2 separate regions of the Homo sapiens genome follow, and region 2 is linked to region 1. The links are chromatin loops, found by intact Hi-C in ENCODE. Cell type or tissue: OCI-LY7. All regions are shown on one strand. Links, peaks and the distances in the headings refer to the core of each region. The heading gives the core; the rest is flanking DNA.

The links. A loop is a pair of places that touch in the nucleus more often than their neighbours do. Peaks named below come from ENCODE experiments on the same cell type or tissue, not always from the same donor. Only the 100,000 strongest peaks of a DNase experiment are listed, where the experiment ranks them.
Region 2: it touches region 1 in a loop (30-fold over the local background); 14 of 110 quality-filtered maps call a loop at or near these places.

What each region holds. Positions count from the first base shown.
Region 1 is chr7:100,125,129-100,140,718 of GRCh38, forward strand. It overlaps MBLAC1 (metallo-beta-lactamase domain containing 1), which reads left to right and starts at 1,839. Exons shown (of 2, transcript NM_203397.3): 1 at 1,839-1,936; 2 at 2,240-3,367. The coding sequence starts at 2,268. The coding sequence ends at 3,068. It overlaps CNPY4 (canopy FGF signaling regulator 4), which reads left to right. Exons shown (of 6, transcript NM_152755.2): 6 at 1-380. It also overlaps a transcript of TAF6 not described here and the pseudogene RPL7P60. RefSeq lists enhancers at 409-1,078, 1,789-1,858, 12,704-12,763 and silencers at 2,059-2,178, 2,269-2,748. In OCI-LY7, for the core only: CTCF peaks have their summits at 6,024 (motif pointing left), 6,226, 7,667 (motif pointing right) and 7,883; DNase peaks (open chromatin) are centred at 3,093, 6,013 and 7,673; H3K4me3 peaks cover 783 bases; H3K27ac peaks cover 858 bases.
Region 2 is chr7:99,975,602-99,989,881 of GRCh38, forward strand. AZGP1 (alpha-2-glycoprotein 1, zinc-binding) reads right to left here and starts at 430. Exons shown (of 4, transcript NM_001185.4): 1 at 344-430. The coding sequence starts at 419. It also overlaps the pseudogene AZGP1P1. RefSeq lists a silencer at 7,462-7,617. In OCI-LY7, for the core only: CTCF peaks have their summits at 4,311 (motif pointing right) and 4,512; DNase peaks (open chromatin) are centred at 570, 4,320, 4,560 and 5,000; H3K4me3 peaks cover 563 bases; H3K27ac peaks cover 417 bases.

The sequences.
Region 1 (15,590 bases), core at 2,844-10,843:
GCAGGTGTATGTGCTGACAGTACTGAAAGCTTTCCTCTTTAACTGATCCCACCCCCACCCAAAAGTCAGCAGTGGCACTGGAGCTGTGGGCTTTGGGGAAGTCACTTAGCTCCTTAAGGTCTGTTTTTAGACCCTTCCAAGGAAGAGGCCAGAACGGACATTCTCTGCGATCTATATACATTGCCTGTATCCAGGAGGCTACACACCAGCAAACCGTGAAGGAGAATGGGACACTGGGTCATGGCCTGGAGTTGCTGATAATTTAGGTGGGATAGATACTTGGTCTACTTAAGCTCAATGTAACCCAGAGCCCACCATATAGTTTTATAGGTGCTCAATTTTCTATATCGCTATTAAACTTTTTTCTTTTTTTCTAAAAACTAGCTGGGCCCAAAGTTTCAAACAACAGCCGGGCACACATAGCTAGCTGGTCGATGAGGCAGCACCCAGAATGGCCGCTGTCTTGTTAAGCTCAAGCTCCAGCCTGAGCAACATAGTGAAACCCCAATTCTACACACACACACACACACAAAGAAGACTGCAGGGCTGGTGGTGCAGCGCCTGTAGTCCCAGTTACTGCAGAGGTGGAGATGGGAGGATCACTTGAGTCCAAAAGGTCAAGACCAGCCTGGAGGCTGGGCGCAGTGACTCACACCTGTAATCCTAGCACTTTGGGAGGCCGAGGCAGGCGGATCACCTGAGTGTAGGAGTTCGAGAGCAGCCTGGCCAACATGGAGAAACCTCGTCTCTACCAAAAATACAAAAATTAGCCGGGCGGCTGGGCGCGGTGACTCACGCCTGTAATCCCAGCACTTTGGGAGGCCAAGGCGGGTGGATAACAAGATTAGGAGATCGAGACCATCCTGGCTAATACGGTGAAAGCCCGTCTCTACTAAAAATACAAAAAATTAGCCGGGTGTGGTGGCAGGCGCCTGCAGTCCCAGCTACTCGGGAGGCTGAGGCAGAAGAATGGCGGGAACCCGGGAGGCGGAGCTGGCAGTGAGCCAAGATCGTGCCACTGCACTCCAGCCTGGGTGATAGAGCGAGACTCCGTCTCAAAAAAAAAAGCCACGCATGGTGGTGGGCGCCTGTAATCCCAGTTACTCGGGAGGCTGAGACAGGAGAATCGCTTGAACCCAGGAGGCGGAGGTTGCAGTGAGCTGAGATCACGCCACTGCACTCTAGCCTGGGCGACAGAACAAGACTCCGTCTCAAAAAAAACCAAAAAAAATTTAGAGGGGCGTGCACGCCTGTATTCCCAGCACTCCAGGAGGCTGAAGCAGGAGGATCGCTAGAACCAGGGGTTCAAGACTGGGGCGAGCTATGATGGTGCCCCTGCACTCTAGCCTGGGCGACAGGGCGAGACTGTCTCAAAAGAAAAAAAGACCAGGCGCGGTGGCTCACACCTGTAATCCTAGCACTTCAGGAGACCAAGACTGGAGGATCGCTGGAGCCCAGGAGTTCCAGACCAGTCCTGGCAACAGAACTAGACCGTGTCTCCAAAAAAAAAGAGAAAGAAAAAATAGAAACCTTAGCTGGGCTTGGTGGTGCGCATCTGTGGTCCCAGATACTCGGGACGCTGAGGCGGGAGGATCACATGAGCCCAGGAGGTTGAGGCTGCAGTGAGGTATGATCGCGCCACTGCACTCCTGCCTGGGCAACTGAGCATGAACCCTCCTCAAAGCTAATGGCGCTTCAAAATTCTGCAGTGCAAAGAAGTTGCTGGGGTTGCGGAGCGGAGAACCGCCAGGAGGCTGGAGCCCAGCCAGGCAGCCTCCTCGGGCACACGGTGAAGGCGCCGGAACTACAGCTACCTCCGCGGCGCCGCTTCGGCCGCCATATCTGGGTACACGGGAACCGCAGAGGACAAACTCTCACCCGCGTTTTCGATTTCTGCGCTTTCTTCGAGTGAGGCAAGACCTAGCAGAGGCCCAAGGTAGAGCGCGGCTAGGATTCGATGGAGGGAAACATAAAGGATAGCCTTTGGAGGGTGACGGGCAAGGACGTACGTACCGCGAACGGAATGGGGCGGGGGCCGAGGACGCCGAGGGAGGGGCGGGCCCAAGTGTGAAGGGAGTCTGGGCGATACCATTTTGGGCAGGGGTTGAGGGTGATACCAACTTAATGGGAGGCGGGTGGCAGAGAACCGAGGCTTAGGGGCAGTGGCGGGGCCGAGCGCGGGTGGGGGATCGCGGAGGGACAGGACGGTCGCCCACTGCTCCATTTCCTTTCTCCCCAGCCCGTCCCTCCCTGCCAGGAGCAGCCTCATGCGGACCGAGCCGCTGTGCGGGGCATCCCCTCTGCTGGTGCCCGGCGACCCCTACTCTGTGGTGGTTCTGCTGCAGGGCTACGCGGAGCCAGAGGGTGTGGGCGATGCCGTGCGCGCCGACGGCTCCGTGACCCTGGTCCTACCCCAGACCCGGGGCCCGGCCTCCAGCCACCGAGAGTCCCCGCGCGGGAGTGGCGGCGCAGAGGCCGCCCTGGAGGAGGCGGCCCGTGGCCCCATCCTGGTGGACACCGGGGGCCCCTGGGCTCGGGAGGCGCTGCTGGGGGCGCTGGCGGGGCAGGGCGTGGCCCCGGGAGACGTGACGCTAGTGGTGGGGACCCACGGGCACTCGGATCACATCGGGAACTTGGGGCTGTTCCCAGGCGCGGCTCTGCTGGTCTCGCACGACTTCTGCCTTCCCGGAGGCCGCTACCTGCCCCACGGGCTGGGTGAGGGGCAGCCCCTGCGCCTGGGCCCGGGGCTCGAGGTGTGGGCCACGCCGGGCCACGGGGGCCAGCGCGACGTGAGCGTGGTGGTGGCCGGCACGGCTCTGGGCACCGTGGTGGTGGCGGGAGATGTGTTTGAGCGAGATGGGGACGAGGATTCGTGGCAGGCACTGAGTGAAGACCCCGCAGCCCAGGAGCGGAGCCGGAAGAGGGTCCTGGTCGTTGCCGACGTGGTCGTACCTGGTCACGGGCCCCCCTTTCGAGTGTTAAGGGAAGCCTCGCAGCCCGAGACGGAGGGTGGAGGGAACAGCCAGCAGGAGCCGGTGGTCGGAGACGAGGAGCCCGCCCTGCACTAATCAGCCTCGAGAGGGACTGCACTCTTGTCAGGGAAGCCCTAACAGCGAAGAGCTGCTGGAGACAGAGTCAGAGCAGTCAAGGGTGGGAGCTTCCAGCCCTTCCAGGAGGCCAGTTTTCTAGTGAAGACAGAGTGCACCTGACACTGCCATCACATCGTCAGTATCACTGCCTGTCTCTGCCACCAAACTAAGATCAAAGGAGGGGCTCAGCTCCCTGTGCATTCTCCCTGGGCCTCAGTAAAATGGGAGAAGGTTCGTGGGAGGGGCCTCCAAAATAAAAATGGAAACTGCATTGAAAATCATAGTGCCCTAGTGTAAATGTGAAGCATTGACAATGATAATCGTGCAAACATGGTAATCTACAACTACAGCAGAGGCATACTTTGGCCAATTGCCCCTTTCTTATAGGATGGAGGTTGCTGAGAGAAGGTACAGGGCATAAAGATGACCCCTTAGTCACCTGACTTATGTATTTGTTCATATTTTTTTGTCACACAGGCTAGAGTGCAGTTGTGCAGTCATAGCTCACTGCAGCCTCCAGCTTAAGCCATCCACCTGCCTCAGCCTCCCAAGTAGCTGGGATGACAGGCAAGTGCCACTATGCCCCACTAATTTTTTTTTTTTTTTGAAACACGGTTTCACTCTGTCCCCACAGGCTGCAATGCAATAGCACAATCTTGTACTGCAGACTGCACTGCAACCTCTGCCTCCTGGGTTCAATTGGTTCTTGTGCCTCAGCCTTCCCAGCAGCTGGGATTACAGGCTCACACTACCATGTCCAGCTAATTTTTATATTTTTAGTAGAGAAAGGGTCTTACCATGTTGGCCACACTGGTCTCAAACTCCTGGCCTCAAGTGATCTGCCCATCTCAGCCTCCCAAAGTGCTGAGGTTACAGGTATGAACCACCATGCCTGGCTATCAGCTAATTTTTTTTTTTCATTTTTTTTCAGAAATGGTCTCACTGTGTTGCCCAGGCTGGTCTTGAACTCCTGACCTAAAAAGATCCTACCTTCTCAGGCCCTCTGCATTTTTTTTTGCTGGGATTACAGGCATGAGCCACTGTGCCCTTCCCCAAGTGTGATGATTTAATATCTGTTTTCTTTCAGCAGCCGGATTGCTCCCATGGGCATGGGATGGGGCCACACCTGCCTGGCTCTCCTATGCTTGGGACCTCCAGCACCTTGGACAACCTCTGGCACAGAGTAGGGCGGGGTGAAACAGCAACAGATGCCTGAAGTGAGATCCTAAGAGCTCACAGAGCAGACCAGTTCTACTTGCTCTAAGCACTTTCTGTACATTATTATTATTATTATTATTGACTGAGTCTTGCTCTGTAACCCAGGCTGGAGTGTAGTGGTGCAATCAAAACTCACTGTGACCTGGAACTCCTGGGCTTAAGTGATCCTTCCACTTCAGCCTTCAGCCTCCCAAACTGCTGGGGTTACAGGCGTGAGCCACCGTGCCCAGCCCCATCCATTAACTTATTTGTTCCTCATCGCAGCTCTGAGCTAAGTACTATTATTATCTTTCTTTCTTTCTTTCCTTTCTCTCTCTCTCTCTGTCTCTTTCTTTCTTTCCACAGAGTCTCACTCTGTTGCCCAGGTTGGAGGAGTGCAGTGGCTCGATCTCGGTCAATGCAACCTCCGCCTCCTGGGTTCAAGCACTTCTCTGCCTCAGCCTTCCGAGTAGCTGGGATTACAGGTGCCTGCCACCGTGCCCAGCTACATTTTTTTTTTTTTTCTGAGACGGAGTTTCACTCTTGTTGCCCAGGCTGGAATACAGTGGCACAGTCTCAGCTCACTGCAACCTCCGCCTCCTGGGTTCAAGCGATTCTTGTGCCTCAGCCACCCGAGTAGCTGGGACTACAGGCGCACACCACCACATCTAGCTAAATTTTCTATTTTTAGTAGAGACAGGGTTTCACCATGTTGGCCAGGCTGGTCTCGAACTCCTGACCTCAGGCGATCCACCCACCTCAGCCTCCCAAAGTGCTGGGATTACAGGCGTGAGTCACTGCGCCTGGCTTTTTGTATTTTTTTTTTTAAGCGGAGATGGGGTTTTGCCATGTTGGCCAGGCTGGTTGAACTCCTGACCTCAGGTGATCCAGCTGCCTCAGCCTCCCAAAGTGCTAGGATTACAGATGTTGAGCTGCCACACCTGGCCTATTATTCCTTTTCACAAATAAGAAAATACTGAAGTGCTGAGTGGTTAAGTGACTTGACCTTAAGTCAACAGAGATGACATAAATAGTAATTAGTGGCTGGGTGAGGTGGCTCACACCTGTAATCCCAGAGCTTTGGGAAGCTGAGGTGGGAGGATTGCTTGAGCCCAGGAGTTTGAGGCCAGCCTGGGCAACATAGCAAAACCCCAACTCTAAAAAAAGAAAAAAAAAATTAGTTGGGCTTGGTGGAGCCCACCTGCAGCCCCAGCTACTTGGGAGGCTGAGGCAGAAGGATCACTTGAGCCCAGGAGTTGGAGGCTGCAGTGAAGCCATGATTGCATCACTGCACTCCAGCATGGGCAACAGGTCAAGACCCTGAAAGTTATTGGCAAAGAGTAACTGGCAGAGCAGAGATTCCAACCCAGGCAATCTCGCTACAGAGGTGGACTTTACCTCTTCATGGCATTCTGAGGCGGCTCCTGCAATGAATAATAGATTGATTTCCAATCGACCAATGCAAAAGGGACACGTGGTTTTTCTTTTCTAACCAAAGAGAGCATACGCATTAGACTGGAAAGACCAGAGTTTCCTAGTGCTAAGTTCTCAGGTTGAGGACTGAGTGCCACTGGAAATTTCCCGGACGAAAAGCTGCTTGGAGCCTCCAGGGACCGGCATCCGGTAAGAGAAGGCGCTGCAGGAGCCTCCAGCTTAGCCCCCCTACCTGGGTACTTCGCCCCGGCCCCACTACCTCCAGGCATCCGAGCGGCAGCTGTTAACTTTCGTGATCTTTGGCGCCCCCTTCTGCAGGCCCGCGGAGCAGCAGCCGTCTCGACTGCCGTCCCTCTCCCGGGAGCGCAGCAGCCTCTTTCTTTCCTTTTTCTTTTCTTTTCTTTTCTTTTCTTTTCTTTTCTTTTCTTTTCTTTTCTTTTCTTTTCTTTTCTTTTCTTTTCTTTTCTTTTCTTTTCTTTTTCTTTCTTTCTCTCTTTCTTTCTCTCTTTCTCTCTTTCCTTCTTTCCTTCTTTTTCTCTCCTTCCTTCCTTCCTTTCTTTCTTTCTTTCTCTCTCTCTTTCTCTCCCCGCTTCTCTCTTTCTTTCTTTTTTTCTTTTGAGACGGAGTCTCGCTCTGTTACCCAGGCTGGAATGCAGTGGCGCGATCTCGACTCGCTGCAAGCTCTGCCTTCCAGGTTCACGCCATTCTCCTGCCTCAGCATCCCGAGTAGCTGGGACTACAGGCGCCCGCCACCACACCCGGCTAATTTTTGTATTTTTAGTAGAGACGGGGTTTCACCGTGTTAGCCACGATGGTCTCGATCTCCTGATGTCGTGATTCGCCCGCCTCCGCCTCCCAAAGTGCTGGGATTACAGGCTTGAGCAACCGCGCCGGGCCCTTTTCTTTCCTTTTCCTTTTCTTTCTTTTCTTTCTTTCTTTGTTTCTTTGTTTCTTTCTTTCTTTCTTTCTTTCTTTCTTTCTTTCTTTCTTTCTTTCTTTTTCTTTCTTCTCTCTCTCTCTTCCTTCCTTCCTTTCTTTTTTTAGAGACAGAGTCTTGGGCCGGGCACAGTGGCTCATACCTGCAAGATTCCATCTCATAAATAAATAAATAAATAAATAAATAAATAAATAAAATTTATGTAGCCATGAGGTGTCACCGTGTTGCCCAGGCTGGTCTTGAACTTCCAGGCTAAAGCAATCCTTCCACCTCATACTCTAGAGTAGCTGGGACTACAGGTACACAACACTATGCCTGGCTAATTTTTTATTTTATTTTTTATAGAGATGGGGTCTCACTGTGTTGCCTGGGCTCAAGTGATTCTCTCGCCTTGGCCTCTCAAAGTACTGGGATTACAGGCATGAGCCATTGCGCCCAGCCTGGAAGGAGGTTTTGGTTCACCAAACATAATCCTCCTCTTGCTGGTAGGTCTCCAGCAGGTGCTCCACTTATACTGGCATATACGGTCTTATACTGGCTCTGACCCAAAGCCTAGTGTCTAAGCCACCACCAAACACATCTGCAGGTCCCTTCTTGTGTTTAAAACTATATGTCTGTGGCTGGGCGTGGTGGCTTACGCCTGTAATCCCAGCACTTTGGGAGGCTGAGGGGGGTGGGTCACTTGACGTCAGGAGTCCGAGACCAGCCTGGCCAGCATGGTGAAATCCTATCTCTACTAAAAATACAAAAATTAGCTCGGCGTGGTAGCATGCACCTATAATCCCAGTTACTCGGGAGGCTGAGGTAGGAGAATCGCTTGAACACGGGAAGTGGAGGTTGCAGTGAGTCGATTGTGCCACTGAACTCCAGCCTGGATGACAGAGGGAGACTCCATCTCAAAAAACAAACAAACAAAAAACAACTGTATGTCTGTGGGTTTTGCTAAATCCCACAGAGAATAACTCGCATCTCTGTCTCCTGATCCTCACTGGTGCACCTGCACACCCTCCCCTTGCCACCAGAGGGGAGTCTAGGCTTGCCTCCAACTCCCTGGTCTCCAGCTCTCCCTACCCCTGACAAACCCTTCCTTCTCTGTGCCTCAAAACCTGGAGTAAATCCCCCTTTCCCCTCCTATCTCCTCTGTTGGCAACCCTGCTTCTACCATCTCCATCCTAGACGTAGAACAAGGAGCTTGTTTACACACAGAAGAAAGAGAGGCGCTGAGTTAGGGAGTAGCTAATGAAAGTGGATCTCTGAGGTCCTGGGGATTCCTTGCACAGTGGGCTAAAAAGAGGGAGAGATGCCAGAGAAGATAGACAGATCACAAAGGGCAAAGCTGCATAAATGCACAGATCAAAGGGAGAACTGGGAAAGTGTTACCAGATGGTGCCGTGCAATTCCAGGCTCTTGGTGTCCCGAACAAAGAATTGGACGAGACACAAACAGATAGCAAAGCAAAGCAGCAAAACTGTATTAAGCACAGTATTCCACTCTCGGAGGGCAGAGCAGAGTGACCTCTGCCAGATGAGATCAGCATTAGTTTGGTGTACTTTTTTTTTTTTTTTTTTAGACGGAGTCTCTGTCGCCCAGGCTGGAGTGCTTTGGTGCAATCTCGGCTCAGTGCAGCCTCCACCTCCCAGGTTCAAGCAATTCTCCTGCCTCAGCCTCCTGAGTAGCTGGGATTATAGGCACACGCCACCACGCCCGCCTAATTTTTGTATTTTTAGTAAAGATGGGGTTTCATCATGTTGGCCAGGCTGGTCTTGAACTCCTGACCTCAAATTATCCACCCGCCTTGGCCTCCCAAAGTGCTGGGATTACAGGCGTGAGCCACCGTGCCTGGCCATGAAGCTTGAAGTTGTTTATTAGACATCGGACCTGTGCTCAAGACCCCAGGTAGAAAATTTTTAAAATCCAGGCCAGGCGCGGTGGCTCATGCCTGTAATCCCAGCCCTTTGGGAGGCCGAGATAGGCAGATCACGAGGTCAGGAGATGGAGACCATCCTGGCTAACATGGTGAAACCCTGTCTCTACTAAAAATACAAAAAATTAGCCGGGCATGGTGGCGGGTGCCCGTAGTCCCAGCTACTCAGGAGGCTGAGGCAGGAGAATGGCGTGAATCCGGGAGGTGGAGGTTGCAGTGAGCTGAGACTGTGCCAGTGCACTCCAGCCTGGGTGACAGAGCGAGACTCTGTCTCAAAAAAAAAAAAAAAATTTTAATCCAAGGATCAGTAAGAAACCATCAATGTAGAAGATGTATATCAATAATGGCAGTTTTTGAAGTTTCCAGTTGCATGATTAAATAATTAGAAGCTGTGTTCAGCAGTGTTTGTAATATATAATGAAATAATTCTACAACTCATCATCATGTAGAATCAGTGGGAGCCCTGAGCTTGTTTTCCTGCAACTAGAGACCAGCCTGGCCAACATGGTGAAACCCTGTCTCTACTAAAAATACAAAAATTAGCTGGGCGTGGTGGTGTGCGCCTGTAATCCCAGCTACTCGGGAGGCTGAGGCAGGAGAATTGCTGGAACCCGGGAGGCGGAGGTTGCAGTGAGCCGAGAATGTGCCACTGCACTCCAGCCTGGGCAACAGAATGAGACTCTGTCTAAAAAAAAAAAAAAAAAGAAAAAGCAACTGCTGTCTACTCTCCAATTTCTCTCCCTGCAGCCCCACCTTTAATTGGGAGTTTTTGTCCTTCTCAGCATTTAGTTTTTGGGGCTAAGGGAAAACCCAGGAATTCAGACCATCATCTCTTAGAAATTCCAGACATCCGGCCAGGCACGGTGGCTCACGCCTGTAATCCCAGCACTTTGGGAGGCTGAGGCGGGCGGATCATGAGGTCAGGAGATCGAGACCATCCTGGCTAACACAGTGAAACCCCGTCTCTACTAAAAATACAAAAAATTAGCCGGGCGTGGTGGCCGGCGCCTGTAGTCCCAGCTACTTGGGAGGCTGAGGCAGGAGAATGGCGTGAACCCGGGAGGCGGAGCTTGCAGTGAGCCAAGATCATGCCACTGTACTCCAGCCTGGGCGACAGAGTGAGACTCTGTCTCAAAAAAATAAATAAGTAAATAAATAAATTCCAGACATCCTACCACTCAGTTGATCCTTTTCTTTTTTTTTCTTTCTTCCTTTTACCTTTTTTTTTTTTTTTTTTTTTTGAGACAGGATCTCACTCTGTCACCCAGGCTGGTGCAGTGGGGGTGATCATAGCTTGCTGCAGCCTCGACCTCCCAGACTCAAGTGATCCTCCCACCTCAGACTCCCAAGTAGCTGGGACCACAGGCACTTGCCACCATGCCCAGCTAATTTTTTGATTTTTTGTAGAGACAGAGTCTCTCCCAGGGTACTGGGATTACAGACTTGAGCTGCCATGCCCAGCATGAATGCTTTTTTTCTAAGTCTGAATTTTCATTGTCGTCTTCTTTTTTTTTTTTTCTGAGACAGAGTCTCTCTCTGTAGCCCAGGCTAGAGTGCAGTGGCACCATCTCGGCTCACTGCAACCTCTGCCTCAAACAATTTTCCTGCCTCAGCCGCCAGACTGGGACTACAGGTGCATGCCACCATGCCTGGCTAATTTTTGTATTTTTTATTTTTTTAAATTTTATTTTATAAATTATATATATATATATATATATATATATTTTTTTTTTTTTTTTTTTTTTTTTTGAGACGGAGTCTAGCTCTGTTGCCCAGGCGGGAGTGCAGTGGCGTGGCGTGATCTCAGCTCACTGCAACCTCCGTTGTCCAGGTTTAAGCAATTCTCCTGCCTTAGCCTCCCGAGTAGCTGGGATTACAGGTGCCCACCACCACGCCCAGCTAATTTTTGTATTGTTAGTACAGATGGGGTTTCACCATGTTGACCAGGCTGGTCTCGAACTCATGACCTCAGGCGATCTGCCCGCCTTGGCCTCCCAAAGTGCTGGGATTACAGGCATGAGCCACTGTGCCCAGCCCCAGATCATGATTTTAATCCATACTGATTGCTTGACAAATAGAAGAAATACACTGCTCCCTAAACCTGAGTCTGTCCATGTGTCTGTTTCCCCTGCCTACATTTTCTTTCTGAAATTTAAATCCCCTTCCCCCATTGCAGGATACTCCTCAACCCTTGCTCCCCTCCCTCTGTAAGTCCCCAAAGCCTTGTGTCCTCTTTTCATAAAAAACTCACAGGGTAGCGTCCTGGTGATGTTTCACCTACTGCCAAAGTACAGCATCTGAAAATGTGTGGAAGATGTGGCTGGTCAAGCACCCAGAAGGAAGTTCAGTGGGGAGAAAGGCAGCTGCCTGAGGAAGGAGAGAACCACACTTCTTAGTAGAGTAAATGTAGAGTCTGGGAATGCAAGCGCAAAGAAGGAATAAGGCTGCCGGCAAGAGGAACCTAATGACTGTGGAACTTAATGGTCCAGACCCCCAGGAAAAGAATAATCACCTCCTCCTCCCACTCACCCACCAGAAAGCATTTTTGTTTGTTTGTTTGTTTGAGACGGAGTCTCATTGTGTCACCCAGACTGGAGTGTAGTGGCGCCATGCAACCTCCGCCGCCCGGGTTCAAGCGATTCTCCTGCCTCAGCCTCCTGAAGAGCTGGGATTATAGGCACACGCCACCACACCCAGCTAATTTTTGTGTTTTTGGTAGAGATGGGGTTTCATCATGTTGGCCAGGCTGGTCACAAACTCCTGACCTCAAGTGATCCGCCCGCCTTGGCCTCCCAAAGGTCGGATTTACAGGTGTGACCCACCACGCCCAGCCCAGAAAGCCTTTTCTACTGGATATCTGTAGAAGAAAGCAATGCCCTGGGGAGAGGGTTGCGTTTCTCTGCTTTCTAGAAAGAAACTGGACTTGAAGGCAGTACCTAAGTATATAAAGAAATTATGCAGGGATGGATGGTATATTGAGCTCTATGGCTTGAGCTCAGGAGTTTGAGACCAGCCTGGCAGCAAAGTGAGACCCTATTACTACAAAAAATACAAAAATTAGCTGGGCATGGGGGCGCACATCTGTAGTCTCAGTTACTCAGGAGGCTGAAGTGGGAGGATCACTTGAGCCCAGGAGTTGGAGGCTGCAGTAAGCTATGATTGCACCACTGCACTCCAGCCTAGGCAACAGAGCAAGACCCCATCTCAAAAAAATAAACAATTAAAAAATTAAAAAGTTGCTTCATGTGACCAATATGTTTTTTATTTTATTTATTTTTTTTCTGGGACGGAATCTCCCTCTGTCGCCCAGGCTGGAGTGCAGTGGCGCGATCTTGGCTCACTGCAGCCTCCACCTCCTGGGTTCAAGTGATTCTCCTGCCTCAGCCTCACAAATAGCTGGGACTAAGGCGCATGCCACCATGCCTGGCTAATTTTTTTTATTTTTAGTAGAGATAGGGTTTCACCATATTGGTCAGGCTGGTCTGGAACTCCCGCCCTCAGGTAATCCGCCTGCCTCGGCCTCCCAAAGTGCGGAGATTACAGGTGAGCCACTGCACCCGGCCACAGCAATATGTTTAGACTTACGTTTTCTAGCAGCAAGGCCAACACTAAAGGTTATAAGATGTTTTCTTGCTTTTTAAAATTTGTTCTTTCTTTTTTTTTTTTTAATTATTTTTTTTGAAATGGAGTCTCACTCTGTCGCCCAGGCTGGAGTGCAGTGGCGCAATCTCGGCTCATTGCAAGCTCCATCTCCCGGGTTCGCGCCATTCTCGCCTTGGCCTCTGGAGTAGCTGGGACTACAGGCGCCTGCCACCACACCCGGCTAATTTTTTGTATTTTTTAGTAGGAACGGGGTTTCACCGTGTTAGCCAGGATGGTCTCGATCTCCTGATCTTGTGATCCGCCCGCCTTGGCCTCCCAAAGTGCTGGGATTACAGGCGTGAGCCACCACGCCCGGCCCACTTTTTTTTTTTTTAAACACATATATTTACATATTTTTTTCTAGTGCCAAAAGTAAAATGTTTTATTTCCCTGTAAGGTAAGATACAAATTTGTCTGGAGAAAAAGTCCTGTTAACTAAAATATTAATACAAGGTACAAAGACGAAAGTAGAGTTGTTTGGAGAAAACTTGAGATAATAGAGTCCCTGAGGGTAAAGTAGGGTCATTGTTGCAAAAACTGAGGGAGGAAGGTTGTGCTCAAGGGTTTATAAGGTAGTGGTTCAGCATGCTGGTTTCTTTCCAGGTCAGTAGGTTCCATCATAAGCTGTGGTCACATTCAGCTACCTGTTCCATTGAGTGATCAAACAAGGTTGGGAGCTGAATACACACACACACAAAAATCTTCACCTGAAGCCATATCTAGGTGGTGACAGGCACCTGCTTTCCCCTAGGGTATATATTGCAAGTCACTGGCTCTTAGCCCTGCTGCTAGTCCAGGAAGTAACTTCGTGTGTCTAGAAACCTACACCTTCCTGAAGCGCGTTAGTCCCATCTGCCAGGAAATCAGCCTTCCAAAATGTACAAACCTTTTTTACAAAATAAAGCCTGAGCTTCAGCTGAGATGCTTTGGGAGAAATGAATTGTTCAGTTTTATCTGAAGCCATTTTTAGAAATTATAATGCACAAATCTGAGCCCGGTGTATGAAGTCCTTGGGGACCTTCTTGCTTTATTCTGCTGCCTCACCTCTTGCCTCATCCCATCCCCAACTCAAACATTTTTCTGTGTGATTTATGTTATACCTGGGCATCTCTGTTCCCCAGCCGTGAGTGCCCTTCTGACACTCTGTACCTGGCTGACACAAAGTCCTCTTTGAGAACGCAGCTTAGATATCTCCCCTTTGGGTGGGGCACGATGGTTCATGCCTGTAATCCCCAGCACTCTGGGAGGCTGAGGCGGGCAGATCAGTTGAGGCCCGGAGTTGAAAACCAGCCTAGTCAACATGGTGAAACCCCACATCTACTAAAAATACAAAAATTAGCTGGTACGGTGGTGCGCACCTACTCCCAGCTACTCGGGAGGCTGAGGCTGGAGCATCGCTTGAACCCAGGAGGTGGAGGTTGCAGTGAGCCGAGATTGAGCCACTACACTTCACTTCAGCCTAGGCAAAAGGGTGAGACCCCATCTCCAACAACAACAAAAAAGATATCTCCTTTTTTTTTTTTTTTTTTTTGAGATGGAGTCTAGCTCTGTTGCCCAGGCTGGTGTGCAATGGCACAATCTCGGCTCACTGCAACCTCCGCCTCCCAGGTTCAAGCAATCCTCCTGCCTCAGCCCCCCCAGTAGCTGAGATTACAGGCACGTGCCACCACGCCCAGCTAATTTTTGTATTTTTAGTAGAGACGAGGTTTCGCCATGTTGACCAGGCTGGTCTCGAACTCCTGACCTCAGGTGATCCACCTGCCTCGGCCTCCCAAAGTGCTGGGATTACAGGCGTGAGCTACTGTGCCTGGCCAAGATATCTCCTTTTTGTGGAATTCTTCCCACAACCCCAAAGGCTGAGTCACATACCTTTCCTGTGTATTCTCACTTCTTTTTTTTTTTTTTTAAGATGGAGTCTCGCTCTGTCGCCCAGGCTGGAGTGCAGTGGTGCGATCTTGGCTCACTGCAAGCTCCACCTCCTGGGTTCAAGCGATCCTCCTGATTCAGCCTCCTGAGTAGCTGGGATTACAGGCACCCGCCACCACGCCCAGCTAATTTTTTTTTTTTTTTTGTATTTTTAGCAGAGACGGGGTTTCACCATGTTAGCCAGGATGGTCTCGATCTTCTGACCTCGTGACTCACCTGCCTTGGCCTCCCAAACTGCTGGGATTACAGGTGTGAGCCACCGCGCATGGACTTTTTTTTTTTTTTTCTCAATTTGAGAGCAGTTACTGTTTATTAACTGAAAACATTAGAACAATAATCATGGTAGACACCTTAGTTCATCTAATAAGTCTGTTGATCTGGTCCTCTCTGTTGCCAGTATCTCCACCTTCTACAAAATGGGTGGTCTTTTTCTTCATTCTACCTCGTGGAGAGGATAATTGAAAGGAGCATGGGAAGTTATTTGCTTCTTTGAAGCATTTTCCAACAGTATAGATCTTATGAATCAGATCCTCCATGTAGGTGATGCCATGTTTACCAAGAGATCAAGCAATCAAGTGTTATCTGTCAAAGCAATTCACTTCTTATTGATTTTGCCATAACCACACTTGTAGATTAGTTCAATTACTGACTTCAGATTTGGGTATCCCCATGCAATATATGGTTCCACAATCCTCAGCATGTTTTTTGTTTGTTTGTTTGAGATGGAGTCTTGCTCTGTCACCTAGGGTGGAGCGCAGTGGCGCGATCTTGGCTCACTGCAACCTCTGCCTCCCGAGCTCAAGCGATTCTCCTGCCTCAGCCTCCCAAGTAGCTGAGGCTACAGGCACACACCACCATGTGCGGCTAATTTTTTTGTTTTTTAATTATTTTTAGTAGAGACGAGGTTTCACCATGTTGACCAGGCTGGTCTCCAACTCCTGACCTCAAGTGATCGTACTGCCTCAGCTTCCCAAAATGCTGAGATTACCAGCGTGAAGCACCGTGGCTGGCATCAGCATATTAATTGAAGCCTTGTAGAGCTTCACAAAGGTTCCATTGAAGATTTGAGGAAGATGAAGAAGCTGCAACACCTTTCGGACCTTTGGGCTCACACCATTGATACTGCTGATCCTGATGACCAATGCCAATTTGTGTTCTGCAGGTACACAGAAGTTGCTAGCTTTTCTTGTCATCTTAGCCATTTGAATTTCAGTTCTGTCCATTCGCCTATAGTCCTTGTGATAGTGCTTCGCTTTTTCCTACCTAAGCTTCCTCCTGGCCTCTTGAAGCATCTTTAGGCAAACTTATTTCTCAGGTGCTTGATCTTCAGCTCTGCAAAATTCCTTCGCTTTTTCTTAAGGGTTTCTGGCACAGCAGGAACCTTCTTCTTTTCAACACCCTCCATGGTTCCAGTTGGAAAAGAGCCTCATAGGTCACTTTT
Region 2 (14,280 bases), core at 497-8,496, 150 kb before region 1:
GAAGGAGGGAAGGAACAGGAGCAGAAGCAGCTCCAGGCATATGGTTCCTACTCCGTCCTGACTGTCTACCCCAAGCAGGTCGCTTGGTCTTTGGAGTCTTTGTTTTCACTGTAAACTAGGGGTTTTAGATTCAGATTCCTGAAGGTCTTATTTCGGGCCAGCGCAGAGGCTCCCTGAATGCTCCTGGAAGTGTGTGAGCTGAGGGAGTTGACAGCCTTGGGCACCCATTCCTGCCGTATGCCAGGGTATCCCAGCTGCATCCAGCCTGTCTCCCAGCCACATGTCCTGTTCCTCACCTCCTTCCAGTCCTCTCCAGCACCCATCCCTTGCTTTCCCCACTCACCATCTTGGTTCTCCTGGGGGACAGCAGGACCCAGAAGCAGCAGCAGAGACAGCAGGACAGGCACCATTCTTACCATTGTGTCTGCTTGGAGGGTTCTGGGCAGGAGGCACAGATATTATCCTGGGTCCTGGGGCCCTGCCCAGGGGAGGTGAATCTACAGGCCAATGGGAGTGCCAGGACGGGCTCCTCCCCTAATAGAGAAAAAAAAATGATACACAAGCTAGGCTGGGCAGAGGTTATGAAGAATGAATCTACACACAGGATATGCAAATTCAGAGCTGAGTCCAGAGTTGATCTCTGGACTGAGGCTTTGTGTGTGCCTGGGGTGGAAGGATGCCAGTGGGTAGGAGGTGCGTGTGATGGGTGGCAAGCGCCTGGGATGTGTCACCCTTCCAGTCTATTGTGACAACCCCTGGGCCAGTAGGGGCATTTGTGTGTTTTTGGACCACACTGTATCCCTGCCTTCCAGAAAAACTCTCAACATGTCCAAGACATGGACCTGGGTAGACCCCAGCTGGGGTGGGACCCTCACTCTCCCACATCCGATCCTGCCAGAGGCTGTGTCTGGAGGACAGTCACATTCCCATCTCTCCCTCCTTCCTTTCTGTGCCTGTGGAATCCCAGCCTTCCATGATGGAAGCAGAAATAGCCGCATCCTCCTTTTGCAGCCTCCCTGGCAACAGAACGAGCCTCCCAAAATGCTGGGATTAAAGGCGTGAGCCACCACGCCCAGCCAAGATAATTTTTAATGCATACAACAAGACTCGTTTTACACAGACGAAGCCAGTTATTTGAAAACCAGGTCTTTCCAGGCACGCTCAGTGTTGATGGGCTATTTGCAGAGAGACCCTCCGAATACAAAGCAACATGCTATTCTAAAGTGACTGGGGCCCGGGTGCGGTGACTCATGCTTGTAATCCCAGCACTTTGGGAGGCTGAGGTGGTTGGATCACCTCAGGTTGAGGTCAGGTACTCGAGACCAGCCTGGGCAACATGATGAAACCTCGTCTCTACTGAAAAAATACAAGAATTAGCTGCGCGTGGTGGCACATGCCTATAATCCCAGCACTCAGGAAGCTGAGGCAGGGGTTTCACCATGTTGGCCAAGCTGGTTTTGAACTCCTGACCTCGTGATCTGCCCGCCTCGGTCTCCCAAAGTGCTGGGTTTACTAGTGTGAGCAACTGTGCCCAGCCTCTCTTTTGGTTAAAGAAACCTACAAAGGGACCTTTTATAGTGACTTCAATTTTATGGAATAATTGTAATGCTCCTAAGGCCGTTGTGCTCCAAAGTCTAGCCGCAGGTATTGTTATTGATTGGGCTCCAAAAGGGCATTATTGGCAAGATTGCTCCAGCAAAAATACCTCATGCTCAGAGTTTAATTATTTGTTAGATTATGTAGAGGATGGATGGCAGTCATACAGGCTGAGACAATGGGTGTCCCCTTACCTATTTAAATGGATGGATGCAGGCATTACTCCTCCTAGACCAAAAATGATTCATCCCTTTGTTACCCCAGAACATCCTCAACTATGAAAATTAGCTGCAGCTATGACAGGAATAAGGATATGGAACACTACCTATCAACTCCTTCACACTAATACCAAAACACCCACATTCAACATCACCCTCATATCTGAACGGGTGATACCCATCAGGAGCTATGTCAAACCCCCTTACATGCTGTTGGTTGGAAATATAATTATCATTCCCAATACACAAACTATAGAATGTGATAACTGTAAGCTGTTCACGTGCATTGATGCTACTTTTAATCCCACTACAAGTACTCTCTTGGTAAGGGCTAGGGAGGGGGTATGGATACCAGTTTCTTTACATCGTCCATGGGAGTCTTCCCCCTCTATTCACATAGTCAATGAAGTTCTTAAAGGTATCCGCAAAAGAACAAAGAGATTTATTTTTACTCTTATTGCCATCATTGCAGGACTAATTGCGGTTACTGCAACAGCAGCAACTGCTGGAGTTGCCATCCACAATTCTGTTCAAACCGTTCAATATGTTGAATTGAAGCATGGCAGAAAAACTCCTCCAGACTTTGGAATTCTCAGGCTCAAATTGATCAAAAATTAGCTAATCAAATTAATGATCTCCGCCAAAGTGTAATCTGGCTGGGAGATATGAATTTGGAACACCGTATGCAATTACAGAGTGATTGGAATACTTCTGATTATTGCATAATGCCTTATGCTTATAATAAATATCAACATAGCTGGGAAAATGTCTCAAGACATTTAAAAGCCTGGGATGATAACTTAACCTTGGATATTTCAAAACTTAAAGAGCAAATTTTCGAGGATTCACAAGCTCATTTATCCACTGTTCCTGGCTCAGACATTTTTGAAGGCATAACTAAACAATTATCTGATCTTAATCCCTTTAAATAGATCAAACCCCTTGGAGGATCATTGTTGTCACTGGCATTATTAATATTGGTATGCTTACGTTGTCTCCTTTTAGCCTGCAGATGCCTCCAAGGAGTCCGAAAACAAATCCGAAGTCAACGACAAGCAATGATGGCGATGGCGATCCTAGTTAATAAAAAGGGGGGAGATGTGGGCGGCAAGCCATCCAGGTGCCAAGCCAAGAGACCGAGGGCATGAGTTGTTCCAGTATAATAAAATATATAAAACAACAAGAGTTATACTAGATCTAGATCATAGATATGATTATATATCAATATCATTAATCATTAGTTTTTTCCAAATTTATTATTCCAATATTATAATATTATAATAATCCTCCAATATTATAATTTATTCCAATATTATAATAATCTTCGCTGCATAATCATAACCTAAGAAAAACCAGGCCATACAGAGATAGGAGCTGAGGGGACATAGTGAGAAGTGACCAGAAGACAAGAGTGCGAGCCTTCTGTTATGCCCAGACAGGGCCACCAGAAGGGCTCCTTGGTCTAGCAGTAACGCCAGTGTCTGGGAAGACGCCCCTTGCCGAGCGGACGGTGGTCTAGCGGTAGCCTCAGTGTCAAGGAAAACACCCGCTACTTAGCTGACCGGGAAAGGGAGTCTCCCTTTCCTTGGGGGAGTTTAGAGAAGACTCTACTCCTCCACCTCTTGTGGAGGGCCTGACATCAGTCAGGCCCGCCCGCAGTTATCCAGAGGCCTAACCGTCTCCCTGTGATGCTGTGCTTCAGTGGTCACGCTCCTAGTCCGCCTTCATGTTCCATCCTGTACACCTGGCTCTGCCTTTTAGATAACAATAGCAAATTAGTGAAAGTACTAAGTCTCTGATAAGCAGAAATAATGGCATAAGCTGTCTCTCTCTCTTCCTCTTTCTCTCTGCCTTGGCTGCCAGGCAGGGAAGGGCCCCCTGTCCAGTGGACACATGACCCACGTGACCTTACCTATCATTGGAGATGACTCACACTCTTTACCCTGCCCCTTTTGCTTTGTATCCAATAAATAACAGCGCAGCCAGACATTCGGGGCCACTACCGGTCTCCACGTCTTGGTGGTAGTGGTCCCCGGGGCCCAGCTGTCTTTTCTTTTATCTCTTTGTCTTGTGTCTTTATTTCTACACTCTCTCGTCTCTGCACACGGGGAGAAAAACCCTCCGACCCTGTGGGGCTGGTCCCTACACCAATCTACCATAACAGATACCTCAGCCAACTGTTGAAGTTATCACTGCACACCAGGCCTGCCAGAATCCCCCAAGACTCTTGTGTTTTCACTGCGCAGCCCCAATCTGGCCCAGTAACCAACCTCAGCTTCCCAGCCCTCCATTTCCCTGAGTAAATACTGCCTGGAAACAATCCTTGTACCAATCTCTGTATCCGCCAGGAGTATTTGTTATTGGAAACGTAATGCAGTTCTGACCTTAAGCAGAAAATAAACGTATTTATTGGTTAGCTCTCAGAATCCACAGAAAGGATGGAGAACCCAGGCTCAGAATTCCAGAGGAGCCCAACAGTCAAAATCACACCTGCAACCGGCCCAGTAAATATACAGAAGCTGCCAGCAGGGGGCAGCAGAGGCCACAGCACGGGATCTACAACATCCCGGGGGACTGAAGCTCAAGACGCCCCCCGCAGCTACTGCAGCCCCACTGCCCCGGGAGCTGGCAGTTGCAACCCCTGCCAAGACCACCAGAAAACATTGTCCACTGTGCCCTCCTCTTTGTTTCCCTAACACTTGACCTGATATCCAAGGCAGTAGCTTCGACTTGCTGAGCATAAACCCTGTGCACACCTGCTCGTTCTATTGCCAGGGAGGCTGCAAAAGGAGGATGCGGCTATTTCTGCTTCCATCATGGAAGGCTGGGATTCCACAGGCACCTAAAGGAAAGAGGGAGAGATGGGAATGGGAATGTCCTCCAGACAGCTCTGGCAGGATCGGATGTGGGAGAGTGAGGGTCCCACCCCAGCGGGGGTCTACCCATGTCCGTGTCTTGGACATGTTGAGAGTTTTTCCAGAAGGCAGAGATGAAGTGTGGTCTGACAACACCCAAGTGACCCCAGAGGGTGTCATAATAGACTGGAAGGGCGACACATCCCAGGCACCTGCCACCCATCACACACACCTCCCACACACTGGCATCCTTCCGCCCCAGGCACACACAAATCCTCAGTCCAGAGATCAACTGTCTCAGCTCTAAATTTGCATATCCTGTGTGTAGACTCACTGATCACAACCTCTGCCCAGCCTGGCTTGTGCATACTTCTTTCTTACTGTCAGGGGAGGAGCCCGGCCTGGTACTCCCATTGGCCTGTAGATTCACCTCCCCTGGGCATGGCCCCAGGACCCAGGATAATACCTGTGCCTCCTGCCCAGAACCTTCCAAGCAGACACAATGGTAAGAATGGTGTCTGTCCTGCTGTCTCTGCTGCTGCTTCTGGGTCCTGCTGTCCTCCAGGAGACCCGAGATGGTGAGTGGGGAAAGCAAGGGATGGGTGCTGGAGAGGACTGGAAGGAGGTGAGGAACAGGACATGTGGCTGGGAGAAGGGCTGGATGCAGCTGGGATTCCCTGGCATATGGCAGGAACAGGTGTCCAAGGCTGTCAACTCCCTCAGCTCACACACTTCCAGGAGCATTCAGGGAGCCTCTGCCCTCACCCAAAATAAGACCTTCAGGAATCTGAATCTAAAACCCCTTAGTTTACAGTGAAAACAAAGACTCCAAAGACCAAGCGACCTGCTTGGGGTGGAGAGCCAGGACGGAGCAGGAACCACAGGCCTGGAGCTGCTTCTGCTCCTGTTCCTTCCCTCCTTCCGATGGCTGGGTACACCTGCCTGACGCTGAGGAAAAGAGAGAACAGCCCCCAAGGGGAAAGTGGGAAGGCAGGTTGGCTGGAGGGATGGTGCTAGAAGGAAACCCGTGCCCTCACCCCACACTCAGACACCACTGCAGTGGGTCTGGAAAGCGAGTGGCCGGAAGAGAAGACAGTGGGAGCTTGGGGAGATCAAGATTCATTTATAGGAGAGGGGAAGGAGGCTGTTTGTGGCATGAGAATGTGCAGGATAAAGACATGGAAGTGAATGGCTTCTCAGTTGTGTGAGTTTAAAATTCATGCCGGGCGCGGTGGCTCACGCCTGTAATCCCAGCACTTTGGGAGGCCGAGGTGGGTGGATCACGAGGTCAGGAGATCGAGACCATCCTGGCTAACACGGTGAAACCCCGTCTCTACTAAATATACAAAAAATTAGCCGGGCGTAATGGCGGGGGCCTGTAGTCTCAGCTACTCGGGATGCTGAGGCAGGAGAATGGTGTGAACCCGAGAGATGGAGCTTGCAGTGAGCAGAGATCGCGCCACTGCACTCCAGCCTGGGCAACAGAGCGAGACTCTGTCTCAAAAAAATAAATAAATAAATAAAATAAAATAAAATTCATGACATTTACAAATTGTCAAAATAGGTGTTTCACGTTAGTTTTATAATAATCACATTTATAATATTAATCCCATTCTGCACCCAAATATGAATTATTCGGGGTTCTCCAGAGAAACAAAACTAATATACATTGTATAAACACTCACGTATGTATATATGAATATACATTGTATATTCATATGTACACTAAATATATGTGTATATGTATAATATACATATATACGTGTATGTATATACAAAACAGAGAAAGGGAGGAGTTTTATTTAATATTTCTTGTGGCTCACACAATTCTGAGGGCTAAAAGTCCTAAACCAGCAAAGCAAGCCAGCAGGCTAGAGACCAAGCAAAGAGTTGGTGTTGCGGTCCTGAGTCCAAGGGTAGTCTAGAGGCAGAATTCTTTCTTCTCTGGGGGACCTCAGCCTTTTCTCTTGATGCCTTCCACTGATTGGATGAGGCCCATCCACACTGTAGAGGGTAATCTGTTTTACTCAAGGTCTGATTTAAAGGCTAATCACATTCAGAAACTCATGAGCAAGAATGACTTCAGTACTTAAATTAGAAATCTGCCATATGACTTCCAACATTACTAACACTCATGTAAATTATATTCTAAATTAACTATGGAACTAATTGTGGAAATGTCCCACTCTCTCAGCTTCCATCTTGTACCAAACTGCAAGATACAATGCCAGGAATTCTGAGAGGTATCCTAGCCTTACCCTATGCTGATCCATTCTGGGTCACTTCTTGAGTTTTCTAGTAAATTCACCTTCCTACACTTTCTAACTATATGTATTTGTCCGGTTAGACTAGAAATGTTTATTTCTCATGTCAAGTTCAATGCAGATTGGGCAAGGTTCCTCTCCTCCACAGGGTGACTCAGGGATCCAGGCTGTTTGCATCTTGGGACTCTTCTGTTTCATCCTGTGGCCTCCACAGTCAACGAAAGGGATAAGAGACCGTAGGGGCAAGCCAGATGGTAGAGCCTTGGACCAGAAGAAAGACATCAGTCACTTCCACTCACATTCTTGTTTGACAAAACTCAGTCACATGGTTCCAATCTATCTATAAGGAGGCTGAGAAATGTTAACTTCTTCTGTGCCAAGCAGATTAAACTCTGTAGTGAAGAAACAGAATGGTCTCTGAAATATCATCCCCAGCATGAAAGTAGAGCCTGTTTCCTTGAGTGAGGCTCCAATGGTGTGAAGCTGATGGCAGAGGAGAGAGCTGGGGAGGAAGAGGCCAGTGGCCAGGCCTCCCCTCCTGGCCCTCTGCAGCCCCACAATGGGACACCCTTGCATGGACCCCAGCCCTCAGAGTCTTTTCTTTTGCAGGTCATTACTCTCTGACCTATCTCTACACTGGGCTGTCCAGGTCTGGCAAAGGCACCCACAGGCTGCAGGGCACTGTCTTCCTCAATGGCCATGCCTTCTTCCACTACAACAGTGAAGACAGGAAGGCTGAGCCCCTGGGACCATGGAGACATGCGGAAGGAGTAGAGGACTGGGAGAAGCAGAGCCAAGTTCAGAAGGCCAGGGAGGACATCTTTATGGAGACCCTGAACAACATCATGGAGTATTACAACGACGGTAACGGTCAGTGAACAACAGACCGCGGGGGTGGAAGGTCTAACCCAAGAGGCAGCCCCCCAGGTGTGAGTGGCAAGGGGTCAGCAGGATGGAAATAGTCCCAATCCCAGGGGAGGAACAGGAGACACAGCAGAAACACAGACATGTCCGCATCCCACCCCCCCCACAGCACAGTGTTGTCCCCTTCCCCATCGATTGCCCCATCCTCATCCCAGGTCTCAGGTCACACAGGAAGTGATGGCAGAGTCACTTCCTATCTAGGCACCTCTGACCTCTCACCTCCACTCCCCACCCATCAGAGGCTGATCTCCCCATGAGAAGGCATCAGACTCACCCCTGTCCAGGGAGGTTGCCTGGAGAATGAGCCACTCTCAAAGTCACTCAGACCTGGGCTCACCTGGTGGCTCTGCCAGTCCTACCTGTTGACAGTGAAATGTTCCCAAAATATCTGGTCGAAATCTGCAAACATTGGAGCACTGAGACCTATCTCCAAACAAGTCTGTAATATTTAACTATGTCTGTTCTATGAAGGATGTCACAGTCTGTCCTGATCTCCCTTGCAGCTCCATCACCTAGCACAGGGTACAGCCAATATTGGCTCAATTGAAATTTGTGGAATCAACAGAGAAAAGCACCCAGCACACACCGTAGCCCATGCTGGGGGCTCAGGAAGTGCTGCATTCAAAACCACAGGCTGTTAGAGATCCCTGCAGCCCTAAAGTTCCTCCTCACCATAAGATGCAGACCCAGGAAGGGCCACCTGCACTGTGGTCGGAGGAGCTGGTGGCAGAGCCCGTGCAGAGACGGTCCCCCTGCCCCCGGCCCAGCGTTCTTTCTCCCAAACCACACTGCCAGCCCCAAGGCAGCCAACCCCAGGCCTGGTGAACTGCTGGTGTTAAATTATCATGGAGTGGGTATCAAAAGATGGGCTTCTAAGTACAAAAATGCCCAAGGTGCTACATGGGATCTGAAGGTTTCCCAAAGGAGGCAAGAGATAAGCAGACGTTTGAAGGATGAGGGATGGGAGGTCTTGGTAAGGAAAATGACCCAGGCTGTGTGTTAGCCATAGGAGAGGAGGGGGCACAGGTGATCAGAAAAGACACTGGGGGAAGCATTGATGGACAGGAATAGAAATGGCAAAGTGGATAATTACGAGGAAGGAGGATGAAGAGATGAACACAGGGTATTAGAAAATAAGAGTAGCTGACATTTACTGAGCACTTACTTTGTGCCAGGCCCATTTATGAGCATATATAATGCTCAGAATAACCCCCTGAAACCGTGCTTTTGGCACTGCTGTTTCAGGGGTGAGGAAATAAAGGCACAAGGAGGTGACTGGCTCCAGTTCACACAACACACCAGGTTGGGGCGGGAAGAGACCTGGGACTTGAGCCCAGACAGCTTGAGAGCTGTGAGAGTCTATGCCAACAGCACCAACCTGTGCTAGGTAAACACCTGTTTTTATAATCAGAATGAAGAGGCTGTGTCCTCTGCCCTATGAGGTCCATTTCTGAGAGTTGTTGCTAATGGGCAAGAAGGTTGGGACTTTAGAGATTTGGGATAAAGATATCAAACACCAGAAAGGAAGAAAGAAGTGATCAGGCCAGGCGCAGTGGCTCGCATCTGTAATCCCAGCACTTTGGGACACCAAGGCAGTCAGATCACCTGAGGTCAGGAGTTCAAGACCAGCCTGGCCAACATGGCGAAACCCCATCTATACTAAATATACAAAAATTAGCCTCGTGTGGTGTTGCGCACCTGGAATTCCAGCTACTCAGCAGACTGAGGCAGGAGAATTGCTTGAACCCGGGAGATGGAGGTTGCAGTGAGCCAAGATCATGACACTGCACTCCAGCCTGGGCAGCAGAGTAAGACTCTGTCTCAAAAAAAAGAAACAAAGAAATAGTCAGACAGATTAGGTTGATTTAGGTGATGATATGAACTCCACCTAGAACTGAGAGAAAAGGAGAGCCTTCCTTTCCTCATATGGAATCACAAATAATTTCTATCAAATTCGGAAATGTACTTTGGTGTGGTTGTGACAGGTTCCTAAATACTCCCCGTAAGTTCAAACAAATAAAAAGAGATGCTACAGAAGAGACAGAAATCTGCCCACGGCCTGTAGCTCTCTTAACTTCCCTGGCTGGGAGGAATGCATATTTCATCTCAAATTGGCCCGAAATGCCAATCCATATAGCCTTTGCCACTCTGTGTCAACTGTACGTCCAGATAAAATCATATGCCATGATTACGGAACTGCATGCTTAGATTGCAAAAGCCTTTCCTCCTATTGAGTTGTGAAGAGTGCAGGACTAAGAGTTATTCAGTTGGCACTAGGCTGACTGGCTTCCTGTGGGGTCAGGGGAGGTTTCAGGGTCTCATGCCTTGCAGGAAAGGTTTGGTTGTGAGATCCAGAATAACAGAAGCACTGGAGCATTCTGGAAGAATGCCTATGATGGAAAGGACTACATTGAATTCAACAAAGAAATCCCAGCCTGAGTCCCCTTGGTCCCGGAAGCCCAGAACACCAAGCAGAAGTAGGAGGCAGAACCAGTCTACGTGCAGCGGGCCAAGGCTTACCTGGAGGAGGAGTGCCCTGCAACTCTGCGGAAATACCTGAAATACAGCGAAAATATCCTGGACCGGCAAGGTACTCACTGCTTCCTGCTATCCAGTGCTAAGCTGGGAAAAACCAAGGTGATCTCAGGCTGGGAGCTCAGAGAGCATCTTAGGCCAATCTCCTCTATCCATGTAAGTCACGTAGAACCCCAGTTTTCAACTTCCAGGATTCATTCCTTTCCTAGGAGGACATCAAAATTTCAGGCAGAATGGGCCAGGAAAGCCACTGATTCACTGGTAGGCTTCCCTAAATATCACCCATTGAGAGATGAGGAGCTGGAGGTGACAGAGGTGAGGGTAACACTGTGTGTAAGAGGCAGAGCTGCAGCCAGGCATGCTGGCTCACGCCTGTAATCCCAACACTTTGGGAGTGAGTCCAAGGTGGGTGGATCACTTGAGGTTAGGAGTTCGAGACCAGCCTGGCCAACATGATGAAACCTCGTCTCTACCAAAAATACAGAAATTAGCCTGGCGTGGTGGCAGGCGCCTGTAATCCCAGCTACTCGGGAGGCTGAGGCATGAAAATTGCTTGAACCCAGGAGGACTAGATTGCAATGAGCCAAGATCGCGCCACTGCACTTTAGCCTGGGCAATAGTGTGAGACTCAGTCTCAAAAAAAAAAAAAAGAAAAAAAAAAAGGAAGAGCTAGGACTTGAATTCCAGATTTCAGATTCCAAATGCCATCGTTGTTTCTCTCTACAATGATGCCTCCCATCTGGGTGGTGGAGAGAAGGGAGGTGTGTAAAATGTCAGCCCCAGAAAGACAACAGCGAGCCAGTGTGAATGGAATCGATGGCTGCAAGCTGAGACTTGGATTGCAGACATAGTGAGACTCAGGATTGTGCAGTGCTGCAGGGAAGCGGTTGCTGGATAGAGGCATGGGCTGAACCAAGCAGCTGGACTGAGATTGGGGGACAGAACTCCAAAGCCCACTCAGATGTGGGAAAACATGGGAAAGTGCACAGAGCATTCACAACTTATCAGAGTCAATACATGGGTGGGGTGGAGAATGGGCGAGAGGGGAGCCAGGACATTCCATGATCCAACAGAGAAGGATCAGGGAAAGCCTCAGCCTTCCCTGATCTTCTGGAAAGTGTCCCAGGGCAGGGGGCAGTGGGGCGGGCAGATACAGAGCTTAGAGCTCTGCTGATTGCTGACATCCAGGGGTAGGGGTGAGAAGAGACCTGGGCCGGGAGAAGTCGACCTCAAACCTGCAGTGTCACACTCTATCCCTCCACAGATCCTCCCTCTGTGGTGGTCACCAGCCACCAGGCCCCAGGAGAAAAGAAGAAACTGAAGTGCCTGGCCTACGACTTCTACCCAGGGAAAATTGATGTGCACTGGACTCGGGCCGGCGAGGTGCAGGAGCCTGAGTTACGGGGAGATGTTCTTCACGGTGGAAACGGCACTTACCTGACCTGGTTGTTGGTGCATGTGCCCCCGCAGGACACAGCCCCCTACTCCTGCCACGTGCAGCACAGCAGCCTGGCCCAGCCCCTCGTGGTGCCCGGGGAGGCCAGGTAGGAAGCAAGGGCTGGAGGCAATGTGGGATCTCAGCCCCAGTAGCTGCCCTTCCTGCCTGATGTGGGAGCTGAACCACCGAAATCACGGTCAATGGATCCTCAAGGCCCAAGGAGCAGTGTGGGGGGACAGACAGGAGGTGGATTTGGAGACCGAAGACTGGGATGCCTGTCCTGAGCTGACTCGGACCCAAAAACCATCTCACCTTGAACCACCCCCCGCCATTGTCTAATCTGTGGAAACTAATAAATAATCATCTCTCTTTGTCAAGCACGACAGAGAACAGTATTAACTGTAAAATGCTATAGAAATGTGATGTGATTTTCTCATTGGTCCTGCTCCCAAGCACTGAATTCATCTGAAACTCTTGGTTTCCCTTGGAGGCCATGGTTCCTGGGCACCCTGACTTGGGCAATCCCAAGCATGGCCCGGACCCGCTGTCCCTTAGGGATTGTTCAGGTGTCCCCTGCTGACATCCACAGGCGTGGCCATGGCCACTCTGGCTGTGAGGTGCTAGAACCCTGCAAGCTCTTTCACACAGCCAAGCCTCTTCTGTGCCTCAGTTTCCCCACACTTCTTGGCTTCCTGGGAGACCCAGCCCTCCACTCCAGCTGCTCCACATCTCCACACCATGTTCGCCTTGGCCCACCAGCCAAAGCTTATTTGAGAGCTCTCAGCTCTCCAGGGTACAGCTCAATGAAGCGGGAATTGGCCCTGAGGTTCTCAGACTCCCTCTGAGTCCCTGAGAGTGAGTTTCCTCAAATGAGTCGCCAACTGCCATGCACAGGTATCAACCCCAAACACACAGCAGAGCTCTCACCTTGACCTTCTCATGAAGCCTCACCTGCCTGTGTCTGTGCTTTTCCTTCCTGTGGGAAAAGAACTTTCCTTTTTTTCTTCCTTTTTCTTTTTTTTTTTTTTTTTTTTTTTTTTGAGATGGAGTCTTGCTCTGTTGCCCAGCCTGGATTGCAGTGTTGCAATCTTGGCTTACTGCAAACTCCGCCTCCCGGGTTCCAACGATTCTCCTGCCTCAGCCTCCCAAGTAGCTGGGATTACAGGCATCAGCCACTACGCCCGGCTAATTTTTCTATTTTTAGTAGAGACAGGGTTTCACCATGTTGGCAAGGCTCGTCTCGAACTCCTGACCTCAGGTGATCTGCCTGCCTCGGCCTCCCAAAATGCTGGCATTACAGGCGTGAGCCACTGTGTCTAGCGACAAGAACTTTCTTTACATCCTATACTCAGCCTCCCACTCTGGATTATTCCAAAATCCATCCTCCAAGCTGGGTTCCATAGAAGAATCATTCCCAGTCTTTGGAATTCTGAGTTAATCATCTTATCTTTCATGAAAGCCTAAATTTGAAGGCTACAATTTTTTGTTTTAACTCTTCGACTCCAATTTGAAAATCAAAGCTGAGAAATTACTTTTTTTTTTAAAGTCTACATGAAATCCACCTTTCTCCCTTCCAGGGCAAAAACATCCTATATGAACAGTAGCCAAGTTCAGGAAAGAAAATGCAAATAGTCGCCAGGCGCGGTGGCTCACGCCTATAATCTCAGCACTTTGGGAGGCCCAGGCGGGCGGATCACGAGGTCAAGGATCAAGACCAGCCTGGCCAACATAGTGAAACCCCGTCTTCACTGAAAACACAAAAAATTAGCCGGGTGTGGTGGTGTGTGCCTATAATTTCAGCTACTTGGGAGGCTGAGGCAGGAGAATAGCTGGGTTTGGTGATGTGTGCCTGTAATCCCAGCTACGGGGGAGGCTGAGGCAGGAGGATCACGTGAACCCAGGAGGCAGGGGTTGCAGTGAGCTGAGATCTCGCCACTGCACTCCAGCCTGGGCGACAGTGCAAGACTCTGTCTCAAAAAAAGAAAATGCAAATAATCAAGAGGAAAAAATATAGCATGTGAAATGTGAATATGAGGACACTTGGAGCAAATAAAAGGTGAAAGTTAAACATTTAAGATCAACGAAGAAACCAAAATCCACATGATCAGACCAGGGCTAAGGAAAATTGGAATAGGAGATGTGACCTCATCTATAACAGGAGACATGGATGATGATAAAGGAGGAGAGAGAAGCCACAGGATTCAAGTCCTGGGCAGGTGTGGGGCAGGAGGAGAGGGACACAGGGCTACTGAGATACTCAGGGAAAACTTCCTGGAGCAATTCGGATTTCAGAGAGATGTGGAGGCCTAAGACAGCTTGCCAAGTCGAGGTCAAAAGATTTCCATGCAGAATGGGATTTTACATTCCCTGTTCTTTTGAGTCTCCAGTGCCTACCAGAGAATCAAATATACAATAGGTCCGGGCACAGTGGCTCATGCCTGTAATCTCAG